Regions from separate parts of the Homo sapiens genome. Here region 1 is linked to region 2. A link is a contact called in ENCODE Hi-C or POLR2A ChIA-PET data. All regions are on one chromosome and are shown on one strand. The core of a region is the stretch at or near the end of the contact, and the rest is flanking DNA. Distances in the headings are between cores, read along the strand shown.

Evidence for each region. Hi-C counts contacts between places; a loop is a spot of excess contacts on that map. ChIA-PET counts read pairs that join two places held with the same protein, here RNA polymerase II (POLR2A).
Region 1: a map of cardiac septum shows a loop between it and region 2 (1.9-fold over the local background). The contact joins two enhancer-like sites. A Hi-C loop is called at or near these places in 3 of 168 maps with a recorded cell type or tissue (adrenal gland, cardiac septum and endothelial cell of hepatic sinusoid). POLR2A ChIA-PET finds 5 or more read pairs at or near these places in 1 of 52 experiments (OCI-LY7).

What each region holds. Positions count from the first base shown.
Region 1 is chr3:123,086,927-123,091,050 of GRCh38, reverse strand. PDIA5 (protein disulfide isomerase family A member 5) reads right to left here. Exons shown (of 17, transcript NM_006810.4): 2 at 1,757-1,883. Among named protein-coding and RNA genes, the nearest start is that of PDIA5, 22 kb to the right of the region's middle. Within about 2 kb of position 1,375, at least 16 of the 41 ENCODE cell types and tissues checked have a DNase peak (open chromatin) inside an H3K27ac peak, as active enhancers do.
Region 2 is chr3:123,150,640-123,154,625 of GRCh38, reverse strand. All of the region lies in intron 14 of PDIA5 (protein disulfide isomerase family A member 5), which reads right to left. Among named protein-coding and RNA genes, the nearest start is that of MIR7110, 9.2 kb to the left of the region's middle. RefSeq lists an enhancer at 1-498. Within about 2 kb of position 1,790, at least 5 of the 41 ENCODE cell types and tissues checked have a DNase peak (open chromatin) inside an H3K27ac peak, as active enhancers do.

The sequences.
Region 1 (4,124 bases), core at 126-2,625, 63 kb after region 2:
AAAGTACCCCCTGCCCTAACCTGCATTTTAGCCATGGAAAGGGAGGCACTGCTTGGAAGGATGGGAGGGAGCAAAGAAAATCCAGTTTCTGCACTGTTCAAAAGCCCCACTGAAGGTCACATGTCTCTCGTGCAGCAGGCCTAGGCAAGGAGGCAGGAAGTTAAAATAATTGCCCAGGCCCCATCAGGCAATGAAAGCAGGAGGTAGGCTGACAAGTGGGAAGCACCAGGGGCTCTACTCTCAATGGCTCAAGACAGGGTCGGGTGAGGGAAAGAGAGCTTAGGTGCTACCTCCTGCCCTGCAAGCGCCTGACAACAGGGCCCCACCTTTCCACTCTCTAACTTCCCATAATGATTTTCCGGCCTCAGCCCCAACCTGATCTCAAAGCCCTTCTGTCATTGCAGAATCAATACTCTCTTCCCATCCTCCATCAGAGAAAATGAGAGACAGCGGGGCATAGGGGACCAGCTCCCACCTGCTGCTGGAAGATCTCAAACAAGTCCGCTACTCCCAGCTTCCATTTCCTCATTTGTATACTGGATGTCCTCTGACAACCTGCACTGCCTCCCTCACAGCAAAGGAGCCAATGAGACTGTATTATGATGAGCTTATATGATGGGATCTACCCTAGGGAAGGAATGGAGCGTGTCTATCACTGACAGTCCTCCTAGTTCCAACTCCGGGAGTATCCAAGGCAGCAAGCCACACGTTTTCAGGGCCCTATGCCCCAGGCCTCAAGAGGACACTGCTTCCCCTTTCCCTTGATTTCGCCCCTATTCCTGACAGCAGAGGAATGCTAGTCACATGCTGGGCTCCCAACAATGCACTCGGGGCATGTGTGCCAGAAGGGGAAGCAGCAGCCGCAAGTGGCAATGAACACATCCCACGTGCCAGGGATGCCTGGAGGATGCAGGCACGTCTGGAGCCTCTATCATCCCCCAGGTGCCAGTGAGTGCTGAGGCCGAGCTGCCGGGGAAAACTTTGCCCGGAACTGGCCAGCCACTGGCTGCTGCTTCTCCAGGGCCACAGAAAACTTGGCATCCTTAGAAGCAGCAAAAAACACTTAACTCTGCTGGAACAACTTCAACAGAGTCAGCGTTCACCCTCCCCCAAAGTCACTGCCAAGAGCCAAGCAAACCTCTCTCCATCTGCTATGTCCTTGCCAGCCTCAAGGTCAGAAGAGAGGCAGGCCGCTGCTCCTGCCCCCAAGAAATGCTGTGACCCAAGCTTAGAGCCCACTCCAAATTCAGTCTTGCATCTGACCCCAGAGCAGGACAGATGGACTGGGCAGGGCCAGGGCTGCCAGCTGGGGTGAGTACTTCCAAGCCTGGGACCCATTCAGCTGGCAACAGGCCGGCCTGGCCAGTTAATCAACAGCTCTGGTGAAGCATGCCCTGGCAGGGCTCGGCCCCATGCCTGTGCAGGAAGCCAGGACATCCATGCCCAGTGTCCGCCACTGTGATCCTCTGTCCTACTTCACACACGCCCTCTCCCTCTTGAGGAGTGAGGGGCTCCAGAGGACTTTCCCAACAAACAGTCATAAAAAAGAAATGGAACCACCCCCTCGGATCAGAAAGTGGCAGAGCCAATGCCTCTGTGTGCCTCTGCCTCTGTCTTCTGAGGAAAGGTGACAAACCCCATGTCCCTTGGACCCTCCCTAAGTGGTTTTCATCCTAACGTCTCCTGCCTCCCACTCCTTCCCCTGAATCCCATCCTACCCCGATGGTTGACCTCAAGGCCAGGAAGGGACACTCACCAGATTTGGAGTAAAGCACCAGTACATTATTCCGGGTTCTGAGCAGTTTTTTCAAGTCCTTGGGGTCAGAGATTCTCTCAATGAGCGAGGAGACCTTTGCAGAGGACAGCCATGATGGCAGGACCACCTGGGGATCAAGGAGCCAACGACTGTGAGTTCCAGCTTCTGGCTGGGCCCCAGAAGAATCGGTGCCCATGGATGTGCTGCCTAGAGCTGCTTTACTTCCAGAGGATGAGGGCAAACCAACACATCTCATGCACCACACCTACTTCTTCACCTCTAGGGACACTCCCCAGCCCACTCCCAGTCTCCCTTCCCCTCCAGGCACTTTTATAAGGCTGTATGGACTGCAGATATATACAGTCAGCCCTCTATCTCGCAGGTTCCGCATCCACAGATTTGACCAACCATGGATGGAAAACATTTGAAAAACATAAAAAATAACGGGATAACAGTAAAAAATAATAGCAATAAAACCAATACAGTATAACAACTACTTACTTAGCATTTATATTGTATTTGGTATCATAAAAAATCTAGAGATGATTTAAAGTATACAGGAAGTCATGCATAGGTTAGATGCAAATACCATGCCATTTTATATAAAGGACTTGAGCATCCATGGGTTTTGGTATCCTGTGGAGGCGGGATGCTGGAACCAATCCCTCAAGGATACCAAGGGAGGTTTGTATAAACATTCTGCATTGTTACACATCAGTCGAGAGCCCCCTGGGAGGTCAATGTCTGTCCATATTCCTCATGTTACCACAATGCCATATGCTGGGGCAAAGTAAAAACTCCATCCCATCTAGAAGCACCAAAGCATAAAATACACAGAGAAATAAGATCATCCCTTAATGCTTAGGATGGGAATGGATGGGTGAGAGGTTTTTAGCTTTTCTTACTCAGCCAAGTGATCTCAGGAGGTCAGTCAACAAGAAATGAGCCAATTCTCCCCCAGAGAACCCTGGAAAACTTCGGGAACTGGAGGTATCAGGCACCTCTGCAGGCACAATGAAGGGTGGGCTAAAAGCAATGGGTGGGGGTTTATTAAAAGTGTGAATAAGGAGTAGACACAAAGCAGATCCCCTTGCCCAGATTGCACAGCTGGGCAACAGCCCCTTGCCCACCTGTCAGAAAGCAAGAGGGTTACTATATGGAGAGATTGAGTAAGAAAAGTTCCACTGGGAGATAACCCGGCAGAGGGTGGGAGGATGGCCCTCAGAAAAGACAGGGGGATTCAAAGAAAGTCTACAAACTGAACCTTGAGATCACTCATTCCTCCAAGCTCCCAGCCCCCAGCATCTCCCTTCCCTTCTCTGGAATGCCACCTGCCAGTCTTATTCCCCAGGCAACAGATTAGAGAATTTCCCTCTGGGGAAACTGAGGAGCATAAGAAAAACAACCTAAAGACAGTGATTTGGAGATCCTCAATTGAAACAGCTGGGTTCCTGCTCAAATCTCCACTGTGAGGCTCTCCCAGTAAACAAGCACTCTCCACTCCCTCCACACACTCACAGAGCTGCCAGTCAATGTGCTAGTGCCTTGCTCTTCAAAACAGACAGATAATCAAGGTTCACCGGTTACAAAAGACAGAGACCAGAACAAACCAATGGAAAGATGAAATGTAGAAGAAAAAGAAAATTAAAAGAACAGAAGAAAACAAGAAAATTATTATTCTCAGAGAAATAAAATGGTGCATCCATAAAATAAGAATAGAATGTTATGAAGAAAAATAAATACTCAGAGAATCGTGAAAATCTCTTGGAAAGTAAAACTATCACAGAAATAATTAGGGTTGGAAGTAGAATTGAAAAAAAAAAATCTCCTAGAAAATACAACAAAAAGATCAAGAAATAAAAAAGGACTTAAGAAAAATAAGAGAATGGACCCATTAAGCACAAGAACCAAATTAAAGAGACTCCAGAAAAAGAAAAAGAAAAAAAAAAGAGGAAAATCAATTATCAAAAAATTAATTTGAAGCCTGGCACAACGTCTCATGCCTGCAGTTCCAACTACTTAGCAGGCTGAGGCAGGAGAATCACTTGAGCCCAGGAGTTCATGGCCAGCCTGGGCAACAGTGAGACTCAATCTCTAAAAAAGCAAATAAATTAAAATAATAGTTGAAGAAAATGTTCCAAAACTGAAGGATATGAGTCTTCAGTTGGCAGGGCCCAGCATCATGAATAAAAAGACTCTTACCAAAATACATCACTGAAAACTTTCAGAACACTGCTGACAAAGGGGAGACCCTAACCATTTCAAAGAAAAAATAAATACAACATACAAAAGATCAGGAGTCAGAATTGGCATAAGACTTCATCAGCACACAAAAGACAATCAAGCATTGGCTTCACAATTCTCAAGG
Region 2 (3,986 bases), core at 541-3,040:
GGGATTCTCAGAGCCGCTACAATCTTCTCTTGCTCCAGGGACAATAGCAAATCTCTCCATTTCCTGACTGAGAGGAAGTGGCGTTGGGAAATGCAGGGTGGGGGGATTTTGGGGCAACTACTCTGCACCCACTGCTCATGATTTGCTGCTAACTTCTGCATTCCTAGCAACCTCCACCCAGCCCAGACTGTGAGCAGCCAAATCAGGCCCTGGTCCCCAGGTCTCCATCTACTCTTTGCTCTACAATAACCAGAACCTCAAAGCCAGGAACAGGAAGGCCATGGTCAGGGTAAGAGGGAGAGGAGCTACGGGAAGTCACCAGGCAGTCCTCAGGTCCCTTGATGCTCCCTGTCCCAGGGAGAAGGCTTGTCAGAGCAGCCTAAGGCCTTTGAGCTATACTGGGGCCCCTACCTCCAGCATCTGTCTCTTGTTCTGGGCATCACCCTGAGCCCCAACTCTGACCTCAGTGTCTCAGAAGCAGGGTAGGGACCTCTGTGGGGGCCACTTTCTCCTCCTGTCCTGGTGAGCCCAGGAGCTGCAGGCTGATCCAGCCCTTCCCTCAGCACTAACAGATCAGAACCCAAACCCCCCTCCTCTCTCAGCCCTTTCCCAGTCACTGGTGAACAGAACTGTCCAGGGCACAGAAGGGCTCTGAGGGGAGGGTTTCCCTGAGCAAGGGGAGGCTCCAGCCCACACCTCTACGTCAGCCAGCCTCCCTCAGCCTCGGGAAGGCAGAGATGCCACGGTGGGAACAGAAACGGCTTTGCTCATCTACTTTCTCCTTTTTAAAATAAGATAATAATGACTGGCATTTCAAAGGGTTTTGTGAAACCAAATTAAGGCTAAGCTACAAGTTTAATCTGAATTTAGTCCTTGAGCCAGTCTTGAGATGAGCAGGACCACCCACATGGCCTGGCTGGCAGAGTGGCCAGCTGGCCCAGAGCATTGTGGGGGGTGATGGGGGGTGGGGGTGTAGAGGGCTTTGCCAAGTCTCATGCAGAAGGAGCAGAAGAGACCTGGGCCAGTGATGGGTTATATCAGAAATGAGACAAGCACAGCTTAGCAATGTGCCTAGCACAGCCTAGCTCATGGCAGAGACTGGATGATTTTTTAATAGCCTAAAATGGAAATTACAAGTAACACTTCACTAATTTGACATAACAGAAAGAAAAATAGCTCAAATTCATGAAAATGTCACACTATAAAGGGATGATGTTATAAAATTTTCAAAACACTTAAAGAGCGCAATCTACTGGTTAACAAGGTATGTCACAGACAGCTCCTGCAGGCAGCTGCAGGCCCCTTGTGTGTGGCCTATGCCCATAATAGCATTAGGCTGGCGAAAATAACCACCCCCCTTCCTCAAAACCTGGTTTCACTATTAATTTTTCCTTTTTAACCTCTTTGTTCATTGAAAGTCTAAAGGTAACTGTCAGCCTAGTGTAAATTCCTGTTACCATCAATTTAAAATATCTAGGCCTCAGATTAATGGCTTTCTGTTGCATCTAATTTTCTCATTATCCGAAAGAAAGAGTGGGGCCAATGAGTAATGGGAGGGAGGGCTGTTTCAGAAAGTGCATGAAGATGCTTCCAAGAGGTGTCAGGAGGGCCAGATGTGGATGATTTTTTTTATTTAATGTAGGCTTAAAAAAAAAAAAAAGGCACTGCCTCTGTGTAGCAGAAAACCAAAGACGCCTCCCAGAGTGGGGAAAGAGGAACAAAGACTGAGGACAGGCTGGACAATTGCAGTTCTAGAGACTCCGCCAAGCTGGCCTGAGAAGGGCAGTCACCATGACCAGACCATTCAGCGTAAAAGGAACAATGAAACAGCAGGAGGAAGAGCTGTGCAGAAGCTGGGGAGACAGGATGCAGGGGCAGACATGGTGGGAGAAGGGATGTGGGAGGTGGAGAGATGTGAGGGGAGGTAAGATGTTGGGGTGAGGCAGCTAGAAGGGGAGCAGGAACGTGTGGGTATGCTGCTTTTCCTTTAGACCTCTATCAGGCATTTGACTTTACTATTTGACATTTCTGTAGTGTTTAGATCCTTCATATATAAAAAGTATATAGTATATGCCATATTTATATATAAAAATAGGTATTATTATTTTCATTATTAAAAAGTCAAAAGATGTATCTTTTTTGTCCTTGGAAAGTCTTCCCCCTGTAACCCACTGATAAAGATGTATGTCCCTGGGGCAAGGTTTAGGGACAGAAAAACGCAGTAACAGAAATGAAGAAACTCTAAGGACCAAGCCCTCTGCCAGAGGTTGAGTCACTCAGTGACCCTGCCCTGGATGGATTGTGTTTAGAATTTTGTCAGGGTAGACAGTGAGCCCCTCAAGGCCTGGCAGGGACATGTCTCCCTCCCTTGTACCCTGGGCCCTAGACACTGCACAGCACAGAGCTGATATTTGATGGGTAGGTGGAAGACAGGTGGGAAGGCAGGCGGGAAGGCAGGCAGGCTGGAAGGCAGAAAGGAAGGCAGGCAGGAAGGAAGGCAGGAAGGAAGGAAGGAAGGAAGGAAGGCAGGAAGGCAGGAAGGAAGGCAGGAAGAAAGGCAGGCAGGAAGGAAGGCAGGCAGGAAGGAAGGCAGGCAGGAAGGAAGGCAGGAAGGAAGGAAGGAAGGAAGGCAGGAAGGCAGGAAGGAAGGCAGGAAGGAAGGCAGGCAGGAAGGAAGGCAGGCAGGAAGGAAGGCAGGAAGGAAGGAAGGCAGGAAGGAAGGCAGGCAGGAAGGAAGGCAGGCAGGAAGGCGGGCAGGAAGGAAGGAGGGCAGGAAGGAAGGCAGGCAGGCAGGAAGGCAGGCAGGCAGGCAGGCAGGAAGGCAGGCAGGCAGGAAGGCAGGCCAGGCAGGCAGGCAGGCAGGCAGGCAGGCAGGCAGGCAGGCAGGCAGGAAGGAAGGAGTTGTAGATCTTTGGCAGCCCAAAAGGGTAAGAGTCTCTCCCAGATTCCCTGGGGATTCAAGCACCTGTCGGTCCCAGCAGCCAGGGTCAGGGTGGCGGGGGGCTTATGTCTGCTATGAAGGCCCCTCAGTCAGGGAGGAGCTGAAGAGAGGCAGAGGAAGCACTGGGCTCTGGTCCAGAGGTCTGGGGGAAAGTATTTCGTCTGGTCAAGGGCTTCCACTCCTGCAGCCAGGTTCTCACTTGCTGCTGAAAACACTCTCACTCTCTGGACTGTGCCTGTGACATAGAGAGAGCCATCCAGGCTGCGGGAGGGGCCTGCCACTAACTTGCCCCATGGCCTTGGGCAAGGCTCAGTCCTCCACCCCCTAATGCCAGAGGGAAGATGTCAGCTCCCGAAAATTTTCAGGCTTCTGGGCACACTCTACAGACCGAAGAGGACAGCCGGAAGCTCTGTAAGGGACTGGGAGAGGACAAGTCCCACTCTGAGAAGGAAAGGCAGAAAGAGATGGGCAGGGAGGCTGCCTCAAGGAGGGGCTGAGGCTGTGGCGGCCCCTCTCAGACCCTGAGAACACACAGACTCCACGGATTACTGACACTTGAAAGGTGGGGACGGGGGAGCCAACAGGAGGGCCAGCTACAACTGAGCAGGTTTATGGCTAGATGGAGCTGCCTGGCTTCTCTGTAGACTGCAGCTTTTATTATCCTCACTCCATTAAGCTGAGCTGTAACCTGGGGGAGAGAGAGAAGGGCAGCAGAGAGTGGGAAATTCTAAGAACCTTTCATTGTAAGTATCAATTAACAACTTCAAAATGGGAATACACAGAAACCTGAGGTCACCGATGCCAATGTCGGCAGACGTGTCACTTCCTCAGCTTGAGCTCTGATTAAAACGAGCACAGCACAGGAGCTCAGGAGCGAATGTGGCTGTGCCTATGCCACGGCTCCAGAGCCATCTGGAAGGGCAGGGAGAGGGGGTTCCAAGGTGCTGAAGATAAGTCAGTGTCTGGAGAAGGAAGAGGGGGCGGGGACAGCTGAGGGGTGGGAAGTGTGCAGGTAGGGGACAGGGGCATGGAGGAGCCCAGGGAC